2 separate regions of the Mus musculus genome follow, and region 2 is linked to region 1. Evidence: chromatin loops called from intact Hi-C (ENCODE). Cell type or tissue: heart. All regions are shown on one strand.

Region 1 (2,500 bases):
AGTGAGGTACACTCTCCAGCTCCCAACTTTGATTTGATATAGACTATCACTGGAGTATTCATTAGAAGAAAATCCATTCAGGACAATGTTTTCTCGCAAACACATGTGTACCTTATGCCAAGGGCTCCTCATTTAATCAGCTCTCCAGTACTTACGCTATAAAGCCTTTTAAAAACCAGACCTTAGGCCCTTAATCCCAGAACTCTGAAGGCAGAGGCAGGTGCCATCCAAGGCTTGTTTTTGGCTGTTTGACACAGGGTCTTGTTATATATCCAAGCCTAGCCTCAAACTCACTATCCTCCTGAAGGTGAGGAGTACAAGCTGGTGCTGCCAGTCCTGGCAAGATCTGGGCATATTGGCTTTGGTGGTGGTGGTGGTGACAGTGTTGGTGGTGGTGCTGCTGCCGCTGGTGGTGGTCTTTGTTTTTATATGTGTTTGTATGTATGTATGTATGTATGTATGTATGTATGTATGTATGTGTGTGTGTATGGAGAGGCCAGAGGGCATTGTCAGGCATTGTCCTCAATCTCTCCCTCTGCTCTGTTGTACGCCTCTCTTGTTGAACTTGGAGCTTGGTGATTCAGCCAGACTGGCTGGCCGACAAGCCATGGCCACCCTTCTTGCCTCTGTGCCCTCAGCATTGGGATTACAAGTATGCATTGCCAAGTGTGTTTTTCAGGATGAAACTCAGGCCTCCTTGGTATCCTTGCATATCAAGTGCTCTGCTGAGGGAGCCACGTTTTCCCAGTCCTTTTGGAGGGTTGGTTGGTTGGTTTTGAGGCAAGGTCTCACATAGTTCAAGTTCTGCCTTGAGCTTGCTGTGTAGCCAAGATGACCTTAATCTTCTAATGCTCTTGCCTCTACCTTCCAAGTTCTGGGATCACAGGTATGTGCCACTGTGCCTGGCTAGAATCTTGTATATTTAGATCCTTTCTCTTAAATATAAAGGCTGGACAGTGGTAGCGCACACCTTTAACCCAGCGTTTGGGAGGCAGAGGCAGGCGGGTCCCTGTGAGTTTGATGCCAACCTGGTCTTAAGACACAGAGACACCCTGCCTCGAAGAAATGAATAAATGAATGAGTTAATTAATTAAAAGTGTACCTAAGATATTAGGAAGTCAGAACTAAAGGCATGCTTGACATTTCCCCTTCCTGTCTCTGGCTCTGCACCTGGTTCTCCTCGCCAGTGTGGAGCATCTGCCTTGGGAATTGCCTCTGGGTCCTAAGTGGTCCGTTTAAACCTTTCCCTGTTTTCCCGGCCAAGATTGGTGTGCTGCTTCTTGCACTGAGTGGCTGTCACTCGGGTTTTCTACCCGTGTTTCCAGCACATTTCTGCCACTGGGACTGGCTTCTGTAGGAACTGGGATTCTTTCTCCCTTGCTTCCTTTTCAGGCCCCTGTAAAACAGGAAAACCCAGTGAACCCTTTCCCTTGGCGGCAGCGACACCTGCTGGTGGGATTCTAAAGTACAGTTTGCCTTTTGCCTTTTAAAAAACAAAAAAACTAGGGCCCTCTAGTTCTTTCTATTTAAACTTCAGGGAAATTGAAAACTGGAAGCCCACGTCAAGAACCAGAGAGTTGAAATCCAATGGAAGCAGCCTCCAGGAAGCAGCATGTCTTTATGGCCAGAAAGGTAGAGGACTGGGAGATGGGAAATGGGTAATGTGCTTGCCACACAGGTGAAAGAATCTGAGTTCAGGAGTATGGGTTGCACCCACTAATCCCAGCACTCAGAAGGCAGACGCAGCCAAATACTTGAGTTCTTGTTTTGTTTTGTTTTGTATTTTTCGAGACAGGGTTTCTCTGTGTAGCCCTGGCTATCCTGGAACTGACTTTGTAGACCAGGCTGGCCTTGAATTCAGAAATTCACCTGCCTCTGCCTCCCAAGTACTGGGACTAAAGGCGTGTGCCACCACCGCCTGGCTAAAAACACTTATTTATTTATTTATTTATTTATTTATTTGGTCTTTTCAAGAGCAAGAACACTCTTAACTGTGGAACTATCTCTCCACCTTTTATTTTATTTTATTTTACTTTACTTGGGTGAAAATGGCCCCCATAGACTCATAGGGAGTGGCATTATTGGAGGTGTGGCCTTCTTGGAGGAACTGTGTCACTGGGAGCAGGCTTTGATGTTTCAGAAGCTCGAACCAGGCCCAGTGCCACTCTCTTCCTGCTGCCTGCTGCCAGATGTAGAACTCTCTGCTACTCCTCCAGCATCCAGCCTGCCTGTGTGCCACCATGCTCCCCACCATGATGACAATGGACTAAATCTCTTAAACTGTAAGCCAGGCCCAATTAAAGACTTTCTTTTTTAAGAGTTGCTGTGGTCATAGTGTCTCTTCACAGCAATACAACAGTGGCAAAGACACTAGGCTTCATAATCTTATTATTAATAATAAATAATACAAATTTTATACCAAAAAATGAAATTGTCACGACAGTGAAAAGAGAGCCAAACACAGTGCTATATGCCTGTAATCTTAGCACTGAGACCCTTT
Region 2 (2,500 bases), 240 kb before region 1:
AGCACAGCGCGCGCGTGATCCTGTGAGCGCGTGTGCTCGCGCGCACACACACACACACACACACACACACACATTTAGTATTTACATTGCCTTGATGGTTATATTAAGTGCTTGGCACCATCAGACCTTCTGAATAACTCTGGCCCAAGGTTCCTCATTTTTCCTTTCCAAAACAGGTTTTGTTACCTGCTCCAAATCACCCAGTAGAAGTATCAGGAAACTAGGATGCAAACCCAGGTCTGGGCTTATGACACACAGAGGACGCCTTGGAAGGGAGGGAGAAGGCCAGAGCAGCTGGGACCACCCACAGCATGTTCCAGTCCATCCCAGGGGAACTTTACCCATTCTGAGGCAGAGGGGTTTGACTTGCAGACCTGAGGCAGAGGCTACAGCCAGTATGTGAAATCTTTTGGAAGGAATCCCTGAACTACTCTACTCTGAGATTCCCTCCTTAGGGAGGCTCTAAGTCTCCAAGGGCAGGGAAAATTCATTCCAGAGACTGCAGCCTCCTGTGGCTGGCTGTCCCCATAAAACCACTGGGGTCCTCTGATGGGTTCATTTCTTTGCCCCAGCGACCACCAGCTTTGTCATAGACAGGCAAGCCACCCATCAGGAGGCTCCTGGGCAAAGCCTGTTCCACCTTGGCTGCCAAGGCTCGTTCATATCCCGTGGCATCTATTATACAGCTCTGGAGTCAACAGATTTATCCATAGGTGGAGAAAACTCCGGGGCAAACATGAGTACTTTACAGTGGGACAGAGTGGCTTACTTTTGTATAAATAAGTTCAAAGGCACAGGCATGTTCAAGAAGGGACTTGCCGTGCAGTAAACTCTTCAAGGTCAGGGACTGGGTCTTGCTGCCCTCCAGGTGTCCCTGTCAACACCAAGCCCGGTCTTCAGGCACACAATGCCACAAAGGCTGTTTTGACTAGTGCTCAGAATCTTGACTGGAACCTCAAGGGCGTTTGATAACTGTTTGCAGGCTGTGAACGGGATGTGTGTTTTGTTTTCTGCAGGCTGTGAACGGGATGCGTGTTTTGTTTTCTGATAGACTGGCGTCTTTTCTGCATTCTCCTCTCTAGCACACCAACCCCTGACCCACCCGAAGGCTCATTACCGGCCCCACCCCTCACCCCCATGTCCCCAGCCAGATGCCTTGATTTCCTCCCTACGTCAGGCCAGCCCCCAAGGAATCACAGGGCAACCCGATGGGGCTAATTTCTCAGTTGCTTTATTGAGTAGCGAGATGTGGCTTCACCTCCCACAGGACATGTGTCCTCAAGCTGGTACAAGAAGTGCCTGGGGACAGAGTGACAGACAGGTGGTGGGGCAGGACAGGTGTCTGCTGCTGTGATGGGCTGAGGGCACCAGGGACAGCTCAGCTCTCCAGAGGTTTGGGCTGCACCTGCTCCTGAGCCTGCTCCTGAGCCTGCTCCTGGGCCTGCTCCGGGAGGGGGAGGGCTTGAGGCTGGTCTGGGCTCCCCTTTTTTTCCAGGGTGCTCATAAAGGAGTTGACCTTCTCCCTCAGGCTCTTCTCCAGGAAGCTCAAGTGGCTTTCCACCTCCCCCGAATTGGGACCCAGCTGCTGTCTGAACTGTTCCAGCTGCTGCACCAGAGCCTTGTTGAACATCTCTCCCATGGGCTCCACAGTGCGTCGGAACTCCTCCACCTGCTGCTCCAGCTGCCTGTTCAGGTCTTCCAGAGACTTCTGCAGCCCTTCCGTGTTGCCCTTCACCTTGCTCTGCACGTCTTCCACCAGCGGGGCCAGATTCTTCTGCAGCTGGTCGATTTTTGCGGAGACCTTGGTCTGGAGCTCCTCCGCGTTCTTCTTCATCTGGAAGGCCAGGCCCTCCATCTGATGGTTGAGTTTCTCCTGCACGCCCACCGTCAGAGGGGCCAGGCTGCGGCGCAGATCCTCCAGGTTCTGGTCGATCGTGGCCTTCAGCTCGTTGGCACGGGGGGTTAGGTGCCCCTTGAGCTCTTCCATATTCCTGTTAAACTTGTCCTTTAAGTTGGTGGCAAGGGGCATCATCGAGGTGTGCAGGTTGTCCACATTCTCCTTGATCGTGGTCTGCATGCGCTGGATGTATGGGGTCAGCTGGAGCTTCATTTCCTGGGTCTGTGTGTTGATCTGATCTTGCAGGTCCACGGCATAGGGCTTCAGGTGCTCCTGCAACTTCTGCATGTTCTCCCCGAACGTCTGGGTTACTTTGTTGGCATGGGGCATCATGCGGTCACGTAGGTCCTCCAGCTCCTTCTTGATCTCTTCCTTCACCCTCTCAGTTTCCTGGGCTAGATGCCCACTCAGCTGTACGACAAAGGGCACCAGCTTGTTGTGCACCCCATCAGCATACGTACTAGCATCCCCAAGTTTGTCCTGGAAGAGGGTACTTCAGGGAAAGGATGGAGACAAGGAAGCACCATTAGATACGCTTGTAGAACACTCAGCTCTATACACCTGCTTAGGTCAGGAGTGTGTCCATGGGAACAGAGACCTCCG

Evidence for each region. A loop is a pair of places that touch in the nucleus more often than their neighbours do. Peaks named below come from ENCODE experiments on the same cell type or tissue, not always from the same donor. Only the 100,000 strongest peaks of a DNase experiment are listed, where the experiment ranks them.
Region 2: it touches region 1 in a loop (5-fold over the local background); 25 of 42 quality-filtered maps call a loop at or near these places.

The regions. Positions count from the first base shown.
Region 1 is chr9:46,002,836-46,005,335 of GRCm38, reverse strand. It overlaps a transcript of Pafah1b2 not described here. Among named protein-coding and RNA genes, the nearest start is that of Sik3, 8.7 kb to the left of the region's middle. In heart, a CTCF peak has its summit at 1,449 (motif pointing left); a DNase peak (open chromatin) is centred at 1,345.
Region 2 is chr9:46,242,169-46,244,668 of GRCm38, reverse strand. It overlaps Apoa4 (apolipoprotein A-IV), which reads right to left. Exons shown (of 3, transcript NM_007468.2): 3 at 1,211-2,390. The coding sequence ends at 1,379. Among named protein-coding and RNA genes, the nearest start is that of Apoa4, 2.6 kb to the right of the region's middle. In heart, no CTCF peak of the experiment used is centred here; no DNase peak of the experiment used is centred here; H3K27ac peaks cover 1,477 bases.